Linked DNA regions of Homo sapiens: region 1 is linked to region 2. Evidence: read pairs that join two places in POLR2A ChIA-PET (ENCODE). Cell type or tissue: OCI-LY7. All regions are shown on one strand. Links, peaks and the distances in the headings refer to the core of each region. The heading gives the core; the rest is flanking DNA. Region 1 has its middle 45 kb from the start of MIR3942. Region 2 holds the start of LOC124903464 (a long non-coding RNA gene).

Region 1 (5,384 bases), core at 77-5,076, 110 kb before region 2:
ACAAAAGAATTTTACCTTTTAGGAAACTGAATTAATATGGGAAACAAAATAAAATTATTATAATTAGTATCAGATAAATTAGGGAAGATGTGTCTGTCTTAACAAAACTGGCTGCTATGAAAGTGAAACAATTATAAGTTTAAATAAAACAGAATCTTAGTACTTGGGATAATAGCAGAAGGAACAGATATAATCATCAGCTTATTGAGCTGGAAGATTGAGCTGAAGAATTTTTACATAGCCCAGTGCAAAAAATCACAATAAGATGGAAAAAGTACAGGAGTTTGTTACATTTGGTGCCCTTGATTTCTCTTTTTTGGATTTGAAGGTTCCTTAGCATCACATGTGATTAAGTATTTACTGTTCAGAGTTTGAAGTTTGACATTTTCCCCTAATTACTTTATATGTTTAATACATTTCTAATCTGAATTCCAGCTGGTTTTTTTTTATTCAAATTGACAAACTGAATCTAAAATATTCATGGAAATGCAAAGGGTTAAAAAATACCAAGATAATTCTAATGAACAAAGCTGGAGAACTTATTCTATTAAATATCAAGACTTACTTAAAAGCTACTATAATTCAGACACTGTGTTACTAGAACAAAAATAGACAATTAGACCAAGGGAACAGATAAAAGAGTTTGGAGAAAGGGACACAGTTGTATGAATACTTAATTTATGAGAAAGGTAACACTGCAGAACCCGGGAGAAAGAATTATCCTTTACATCCACAGTGCTGATTCCATTGTATGTACATGCGGAAAACATAAAAGCTAAACCTAACCTCACTCCATCCATAAAAATCAGCTGGGGGTGGAGGAGGGAGGATAGTGTAGATCTAAATCTGGAAGGTAAACAATAAACTTTCTAGAAGATATCATAACATTTCTTCATGGCCTTGAACTTGTAAATGTTTTCTTAAAGAGGACATTGAAAACACTAACCATAAGGGAAAAATAATAAACTGTACTGCACTAAATTGACAAATTCTGCTCATAAAATATACCACTAAAACAGTGAAAAGTCAAACAACAGAATGGGAAAAGATATCTCCAACAAAAATATTTGACAAAGTTCTCATATCTAGAATATATAAAGAAATAATGTACATCAATAAAAAGGATAGATAACACAATAGAAAAATAGACAAGACACAAAACGGCAGATAAATATACAGAAAGAAGTTCAATCTCAGTAGTAATTAGGGAAATGCAAACTAATACCAACACAAGATACCACAATATACCAATCAGAATAGAAAAAATTTTAAAAACCCGACAGTACCAACTGTTGACAAAGATATGGAACAAAAACAATACATTGCTGATGGAAGTAGAAATTGGCACTATGAGTTTAGAAAATTGTCAGTGTTTTCTGAACTTGAACATGTGTAAACTTACTGTCTACCTTTACTTTTTTATTATATTCTCTCCTCTAACATTGAACTTTTTCATATCCACACATAAAAACAGCATAAACATATTATCATTTTTCTTGAAAACTGTCAAAACTGATTTCTATTTGTCAAATACAAAATATAACCACCTATTAAAGCTCAATTGTCTTTGCAAATTTTGTATATGGAAATACTAAGTTACATACATAATTAATAAATCAGTTTTTACTTTTAGTTTCTTTTAAAATTAGCCAAATAATCTTTTAAAATTTAAAAAGAATTTTTTTTTTAAGAGACAGGGTCTTTCTGTTGCCTGGGCTGGGTGCAGTGGTGCAAATGTGATTTACTGCAGCCTCAACCTCCTAGGTTCAAGCGATCCTCCTACCTCAGCATCCTGAGTAGTAGGGACTACAGACATGCACCACCGTGCCCAGCTAATTTTTAAAAAAATTTTTTGTAGAGATAGGGTCTTGCTATATTGCCCAGGCTGGTCTCAAACTCCTGGGTTCAAGCAACCCTCCCACCTCAGCTGCCCAAAGTTCTGTGATTACAGGCATGAGCCACCATGCCTGGCATGTAAGTAGTCTTATAAGTGACAAAGTACTTGTGTTTTATGTAGTATTCAATAAATACTTACTAAGTTCCTTCAGGATGTCAGAATTTTTACCTCCCCATCCCTACCTCACTAAGAACCTGCATTCTAGCTGAGGATCACAGACAGTAAGAAAAACTAAAGAAGTAAAATATATCCCATGTTAGACAGGGATGAGTGTTAAACAGACATTTAAGGCAAGGAACCAGCAGAGGAAATATTAGAGTGGGAGTGTGGCATTCATAGAGTAGCCAGGAAAGACCTTGCTGAGAAGGTGACATGTAAGAGGCATGAAGAAGTGAGCCATGCTAGCATTTGGGAGAAGAACTACAAGTGCAAAGGCCCTATAAAATGTCCAAATTTCCATATAAGGAAGCTGCCTTAATCATTCAAATCTTGTATTCTGCAATCTACACTGGTTACATTATGTGTAATGTTGCAAGCTTTTGCAGCATATTAAACATTTTAGTTCTTGCTTAGCAGTTGTAGTCTAGTTTGTAAATGCTTCCTAAAATCGACTTTCTGAAATCAAATATAATTTTTCTGCTCCAAAAGTACTGACTAAAATTTCTAGAAAAGGTTCCTTTTTTTTTTTTTTTTTTTTGAGAGGGAGTCTCATGTCTCATTCTGTCCCCCAGGCTGGAGTGCAGTGACGCAATCTTGGCTCACTGCAACCTCCGCCTCCTGGGTTCACACCATTCTCCTGCCTCAGCCTCCTGAGTAGTTGGGACCACAGGTGCCTGCTGCCATGCCTGGCTAATTTTTTGTATTTTTAGTAGAGACGGGGTTTCACCATGTTAGCCAGGATGGTCTCTATCTGCTGACCTCGTGATCTGCCCACCTCGGCCTCCCCAAGTGCCACCGTGCCTGGCCTCTAGAAAAGGTTCTTTAAACAATAGCAAGTGAGCGAAGTGAAAGTCAGGAGACGTGTTCCAGTCCCATCTTTGCTGCTCACTTGTTGTGAGACTTTGGTCTCTAACTTCTCTAGGCCTTGGTTTCCTCAGCTAGGAAATAAGACAGTTGGGTTGATTCAGAGGTTTTAAGCCCATGCTTTGTTAGATAAATAGAGTATTTTGAGTAACTTTAGAGTGAGCAGCCCCTCTCTAGTTTGACTCTCTACCTCACCATATCAAAACTTACCAACTTATACCATGACCACTTGACTCTTTAGTTATTTGCTTAACTCCTGATCAAATACATTGCAAACCCTCCAGCTATAACAGCATAATGCTATGACTGTACCTTGTTTATTTAAACTCCTCTACAACGTAAGAGCTTCTCTGTTTAGTTCACTCATCTTCACTGCAACATGAACCATCAAAACTTCCATGTACTTGGACGAAGTCAGGCAAACCTATATATATATATAAATTAATGAGCTCCATATTTCCTCATTGTGAAAAGGTAGAGTCTATCATAGCCTCTACCACTATTTTCAGGTCCTCTGTGTCATCATACTTTCTCTTGCTCCTAGGCTTTAAAATGCTATTAATTATCCCTGACAGGCCCCGTTTTTCTCCTTCTTTCTGCCATCTTAACCTGGTAACCCCTTTGACACCTGGAATGCAAAAATCTGAGTTAGGTGTATTTCTTTCTCTTTCCCTTTTTGTCTCTCTCTCTCTCTCCTCTACTTTGTATAATTACATGTATTTTCCCTGCTAGACTCTAAACGTTGTGAGTACAGAAAATGTCTATTTTATTCTCTGTAATAAATCCAGCAACTAGCATAGTACTTGACACAGAGTAGGTGCTTTAAAAGTATTGCTAAATAATGTTATGGAAAGACTGGATATGGCTGACCAAAAGAAGAAAAGGTGATAAGAGAACAAGGTACTACGAGGAAATAAAGACTCAAATTATTTATCCAAAAAGATAATGTGAAATTATGTAAAACTAAAGAAGAATCCTTGTCACAATTCTTAATATTGAGAAGTTTTAAATGAATTGTTCCAAATAGGTAGGAAAATAATGTCATTAGTCCAAACAAAGACACTTCCTTATGGGTCAGTGTATTAGTCCATTCATGCTGCTGATAAGTTGCCAGAGACTGGGCAGTTTACAAAAGAAAGAGGTTTAATTGGACTTACAGTTCCACGTGGCTGGGGAAGCCTCACAATCATGGTGGAAGGCAAGGAGGAGCAACTCCCATCTTACATGGATGGCAGCAGGCAGAGAGAGAATGAGGAAGATGCAAAAGCGGAAACCCCTGATAAAATCATCAGATGTCATAAGACTTATTCACTACTGCAAGAACAGTACGCGGGAAACTGCCCCCATGATTCAATTATCTCCCACTGGGTCCCTCCCACATGGGAATTATGGAAGTACAATTCAAGATGAGATTTGGGTGGAGACACAGAACCAAACCATATCAGTCAGTAAAAGATATTAGAAGATACAGACTCATGGTGATTGAGGTACACTTAAGCATGATAATCTATAATACCAGGTAATTACAATGTGTATTAGCTATTATTAACACTCAGAATGTATTGATTTCTAAGATTATTATACACAAATGTATCTGGTAGTAGCAGATAGCATTTGTGTGTATATAGAATGCAGGGAAATAGAGCTGTGGATGAGAGAGGTGCCAGTTTTCAATAAATTAATGAAAGACAAGCATTCTCCATAAACTATTTGCATTGAGGCAACTTATTTTAATTTTAATATTATTTAAGCTTAGTTGTGAAATTCTAAATACCTGAATTTCTAAATTTAGATTTCTAAATTCCTTGACAAAATTTATCTTCCTTGTGGTTAACTAAATCAATTAACCTTGCAAAGGGAAGGTTAAAAGGACTTCTGTATGCTACATTCTCACAGCATGAAAGAGAACAGGCAGAGAAGCCTGAGTGAACTGCTGGTAGAGTTCAAGGAAAGGCTTGTACAAGCAGATGATCAGTTCTGTTCTTGCTAAAATTTGGGAAAGAAATACATTGTGGTTTCTTCAGATGACAGCATCGTAATTCACTTAGCTCTCCCCTACCTTTTCACAAAAAGGCCAAAACCCCATAGGAAATGTGAGCACTGACATTTTCTACCCAGGATCAAAAACTGACTATGTGCCAGAAATTGAAAACAATACAGCTAAAACAGTAAATACACAGTAATGTGTTGAAAGAAATAGGCTGCTGGACTGGTCAGTGACACAATCCATCATTTCTATTTTAACTTCTGATGGATAGAAAGGTTAAAAAAAAATATGTTTGGATTGGCAGATTTCCATGCAAATATAATGACAACCAAACAAATACTAGAGAATTTTTGCATTAATTTACAGATTATGCCCCAAAGATTTACACTAAACACTATGTTTTAATGACAAGTTTCATTATATATTTCTACTTGATTTCCAGGCAGTTAAAAGCTAGCTTAAGGGCCATCTAGAAGG
Region 2 (5,384 bases), core at 312-5,311:
GCCCTTAATATATGTGTCTGTGGAAGAGAAAAGAGAAGGGAGGTAGAGATATCTTTATGTGGTTGTGACATTCCCAAATGTACTGTACAAGGCTGCCCTCTACAATATATAAATCAACTGTCAGGGTACCAAAGCATCTTGCCGTGAAAATGTTTATATCCATCTCTACTATCAGCTTATAAACTAGTACAAATCAGACTCAAAACAGCAGATACATTTCTGAAAAAAATACAGCAGGCCAGTTTGAGTCAAAGGTCAGTCGTTTCTATCTCTGGGAGGTAAGGATACCTAATACGACTAGGTCTCTGGTCCACTTATAGGCCTAGTCTCTTCAATTCCTTATATTGATTAGGAAGTGATAAAAAGGGACTATTACAACTTTGATGTTGATATTTTAAAAATCATAATTTAAAGAACACCTTTGAAAAGATTAAAGCTAATTATTAATAGAATGCATTACTGCCAAAACAACAGAGGGCACTAAAATATTCCATATAGCAAAAGGTAGAAAATAAAGGGAAAAGCAGTAAAACAAAAAATTGATGACATAAAATGAATAAAATAAGTAGAAAAATTAAGAAATAATTAATTGATTATATCAGTAAAAACAGTTAAACTTTTTAAGACAAAGATTGGGTCAATAATAAAATCCAATGTTACGCCAATTATAAAATGCATCTAAAAGTATATGCACGCACACACACATAGAAAAGTGAAAATGAAAGAACAGGCAACAATGTATCAGGCAAATGTAAAGAAAGGTTGCAGTGGTCCTATCATTAACATCAAAACAAAATTCAAAGCAATAAAGATGAAAAAATATATAATTAAGAAACATAAATTACTACTAAGGCTTTTTTTGTTTGTTTGTTTTGTTTTCTTTTTGAGACAGAGTCTCACTCTTGTCGCCCAGGCTGGAGTGCAGTGGCATGACCTCAGCTCACTGCAACCTCCGGCTCCCAGGCTCAAGTGATCCTCCAACTGCAGCCTCCCAGATAGCTGGGACTACAGGTATATGCCACCATGCCCAGCTATTTTTTTTTTTTTTTGTACAGACAGGGTTTCACCATGTTGCCCAAGCTGATCTTGAATTCCTAAGCTCAAGCCATTTGCCCACCTGAGCCTCCCAAAGAACTGGAATTACAGGTGTGAGCCACTATGCCTGGTCACTAATGAGTTTTGGTGAGTTAAGTAATACTGTATTGTTAGAAATAAAGTAAAAAACTTCCTTCCCCAGTAGAATGGTCGATTATCTACACGACCCTTCCACAAAAATACACCTGGGTGCTGCATAACATTAAATCAAGTTTAGTCTAAAGCTGCCTCCTTACATATTTTAAGTTTGACCTAAAGGTATCTCTGTACATCGTGAAATACAACAAGTAGAGGTGTAAACACACCATAGCCTACACGTGACAATTACTGAGTTTTGGACAATCAAATGTAGACAACTGTTCGAATGGCTTCAAAAAAGGCAAACATTGAGCAGTAATTGATAGATGCAGGAGGCAGAAAAGGGAACCTGCACAGGGTTTTGCCTGGGCATGCCTGCAACAGACTGGGGGTCTGCATGAGCACTGGGAGAATGGGGTAAAGCCACCAGGAATTCATGCCTTATGCAGGGGGAGGAGTCAGGCCTCTTCAGCTCATGTGTGGTGGCCTGGTATTCAATCTGTGATGTGGGTGCATGTTGGCAGGACCCCCTCTTTCTTTTCTGAGAGCATTCTTTTTGCCTAATAAATCTGTCCTCCTCACCCTTCCATGTGTCTGTATGCCTAATTTTTCTTGGTTGTGAGACAAGAACCCAGATTTTTAGCTGAAGGAGCAAAAAATCTTGCATCATTTTGGTGGTCCATACGGGCATATGAGGAGGGGTGAGTAAAATGTGGACCAAAAAATCTCTTTTCCTTTTGTTTCTGAGCCTTCTTGTCCTTGGACTTCTTCTGAGGGTAGAGGAAACTGTGGTCCCTTCTTCGCTCTCGGGGTTTGGGAATGTCAGCCTTGGTCCAAACCAGCCTTTTCTATGGCATTTTCCTTCTTTTTTTTGGGACCGTAATGGCACCTATCTTTTCTTTTACTATAGCAGTCATCCACCTCCACCCCAATGGCTGTAGGTGCACATATGGCCATAGCTGCTGCCCTGGCCCCAGGGCAGTCTCAGGGGCCAGAGGCCCTGCACGTCCAGCTGAGCAGCATACCTCGCGACACCTCCATGGAGTCCCCTCATTCCCTGGCCGAGGGGTCTAGCTCAGTCCGACAGCAATTGAAAGCTTCTTTCCTGCTGGGCGCGGTGGCTCATGCCTGTAATCCCAGCACTTTGGGAGGCCAAGGCAGGCGGATCACGAGGTCAGGAGATCAAGACCATCTTGGCTAACATGGTGAAACCCCGTCTCTACTAAAAATACAAAAAATTAGCTGGGCGTGGTGGTGGGCGCCTGTACTCCCAGCTACTCGGGAGGCTGAGGCAGGAGAATGGCGTGAACCAGGGAGGCGGAGCTTGCAATGAGCCGAGATGGCGCCACTGCGCTCCAGCCTGGGAGACAGAGTGAGACTCCGTCTCAAACAAAACAAACAAAAACAAAACAAAACAAAACAAAACAAAACAAAACAAAAAAGGTTCTCTCCCTGTTCGTCACTGCACTCCAGCCTGGGTGACAGAAAGAGACTCCATCTCATAAAAGAAAAAGTTTCTCTCCTGTTGGAGAAATCCATTTGCATAAGAATAAGAGGTTTCTTGCTCAGGCACCTTTTTCTTTCCTCCACCCTGTCAGCAGTGAATACAGCTTTGCATTTAAGTTTTTTTTGTTTTTCTCCATCCTGTCTCAGTTAAGACAGCCCTGCCTTTAAGTTTTTTTTTTTTTCTTTTCTCCACCAGGTCAGGAGTTAAGTTTTATGCAAGAGGCTTTTTTTTCTCCCCCTTTTAGAGGACATTTTACTAGGCCAGGACACCCTTTTCTCTCCCTTGTTGGAGGACTCAATTCCACAGCTTCTCCTTAGCATTTGGCTTATGATAAGGAGTCCATGCAACCCCCGAGACACATTTTTGTCCCAAACTCAATTCCAAGTTTTGGAGCTCGAAGGCTACTAACAGCAGGGGAGACAGGGTGTACGTGGGTAACAGCAGATAATCCCACTCCCTAGGCACCCATGTTTACATGGGTGAAAGCCACTTTGACGCCCATGGTGGCACCCTGTCACAGTTGCTGGGCCTCAGGGATACTCAGACGAAAGAAAGAGGGATGCCTCACTTTCTCTCCCTCACATATCCACGGTATTCACTAGGAAGAAAATGGAACCAGGAACGCCTCGCTCCCCTCTTTCTAGATGAGTAGCCATTCATCTTCATTGTGAACCTCTTTTGAATGCACCCTGAGTCCTGGGGCTCCTTTGAAAAAAATGTCTTCTTTTTCCTTTTTCCTCCTCTGTCCTTTCTTCACAGATGAGTAATTGGGTCCCCCTACAGGACAGTCCTCTTGGATGTATGCTCCAAACTGGGAGAAGTTAATTTCCCAAACCTTAAACTGGTTGGCTTGGGACTGAGCTTGGAGGAAGGGAACCCCGGAGCCTGACATGCAGGCAAAAGAGTAAACTTTTTTCTTACCAGTTGGGCTTTTGGCCTCCCTCTCCTGGTGCAAACCGGTAAAGGGAATGGTAAGGATCACTGTTTATATTTTCTGTAAAGTTTTAATTATGAAAAAGGATTTGTGAGGCTGGTCTTAAGCTATAGCCAAACTGGTGTGCTCTGCATGTCACTCTGCATGGTTCTGTCAGAAAGAGGGGTACCTTAGGATGAGATACAGGCCTAGTACTCCACAGGCCTGTTGTTCAACCCAGGCCAGCAAACCAGTCAGTGGCAAACTTTGCTGCAGGCCTCTATCTTGTTTTATGTCCTTGGAAGCATGACCTGTAACCATGTGGCAGTGCTTTGTTCTAGCCTCTGCCATTTTACAATGGCAGCCTAGGTTCAGTCCTGGCTTAGGGAATGAGTTCTTTCTGGTTTGATATTTGCATGACCTTTACCATTTGTTGATTCTCTTCCCCTCCACAAATCACCTTGAATTTTCCTTCCTCTGAGTCCCTGGGAGGTTACCTTGGTAAAATTTGAAAGCCAAAATACTGGCCACTTGGCATGGTTAAAGTTGGATAATAAGGGATTTAAATGGATTTTCATAAACAGCGCTGAGCTAAATTAAAAATGGATACCCAAGTCATAGGTATATTTAAAGACCTTTATATTTTTCTCTTCTTGTATCTCGTTTTTCTGGAAAAAGTTTTTTTCTCAGTTGACTAAATTCTTTTCTCCATTTTGTCTTGCCACCCTTAATACACACATGAGAGGCCCTAAGATCATTTCTTTTCTTTCTTTTTTTGAGATGGAGTCTCTCTCTTTCGTCCAGGCTGGAGTGCAGTGGTGCGATCTCAGCTTACTGCAACCTCCATGTCCCTGGTTCAAGCGATGGCCTGTGATTACTTGGGAAAAACAGAAAAGGTGCCAAGGATTCCATTTTGGGAGAAGCCTCCGTTTTCCTCGTGGAGCCCCAGGAATTAGAGGCGGATGAATCTTTCTCAAAATTTGTTTTTGTCTTCCAGCTTTACCTGTTTATTAGGTCCTAGAAACTGCATGCTTTCCTAGCCCTACTCTTAAAGGGCCCCATTTGGAGGCCAATAGCCCAGTTAGGAGATTGGCAAACAGAATATCCTATAACTATTGGATCTGCTTCTGTTTGTCTGTGTGGTTATATATATGTTGTGTGTGATGTCTACAAAAAGAGAGCTCTTATTAATTGGCCTAAAGGAAAATAAGCACCTAGATCAAATATCTTTTAAAGGGAAGATAAAAAGTGTGGTGCCCCTTTTAGTTCATGTGACTTTAGTCTTTGAGAAACGGAAACAGCCTTGGAGATTACTGGTAAAATGCAAATGCCATCAAAATGTAATTTTTTACCTGGGTTTATAGGATTATTTTAAATTAGGTAAAATAAAGCCAAAGGTTTAAACAAGTTGTGGAAGGTTTCTAAAAATTAATCTTGCAAAAGAAATTCTGTGTGTGAACACTGACTAGATTCAAAAGGGTATTATATGGTTTTTCTGTAAATTGAGCATTGAAATAAAAGCACAACAAAGTTTTCCTAAGGTACTAATCTGCTTTTTAGCAAAATTTATAAAGAGTTATAAAAGGTTTATGACGATCTCACCTCACGGTCAAACTGGTTAAGACTGGATAGAATTGTCTTTAAGATTTCATTAGAAAATTAGGGTTGATATTAATAGCTGAAATGTTGATGAATATCAAACAGAACACGAGTTAATGGAATGGACCGAACTAATGAAAAACTGAGTAAGCTTTTTAAACTTTTCTTTAAAACACTGCTGATACTTATTTT

The links. Peaks named below come from ENCODE experiments on the same cell type or tissue, not always from the same donor. Only the 100,000 strongest peaks of a DNase experiment are listed, where the experiment ranks them.
Region 1: POLR2A ChIA-PET joins it to region 2 with 13 read pairs; 2 of 35 experiments call an interaction of 5 or more read pairs at or near these places.

The regions. Positions count from the first base shown.
Region 1 is chr15:35,324,763-35,330,146 of GRCh38, forward strand. It overlaps a transcript of DPH6 not described here. Among named protein-coding and RNA genes, the nearest start is that of MIR3942, 45 kb to the right of the region's middle. In OCI-LY7, for the core only: no CTCF peak of the experiment used is centred there; no DNase peak of the experiment used is centred there.
Region 2 is chr15:35,433,906-35,439,289 of GRCh38, forward strand. All of the region lies in intron 5 of DPH6 (diphthamine biosynthesis 6), which reads right to left. It overlaps LOC124903464 (a long non-coding RNA gene), which reads right to left and starts at 2,345. Exons shown (of 2, transcript XR_007064580.1): 1 at 1-2,345. In OCI-LY7, for the core only: no CTCF peak of the experiment used is centred there; no DNase peak of the experiment used is centred there.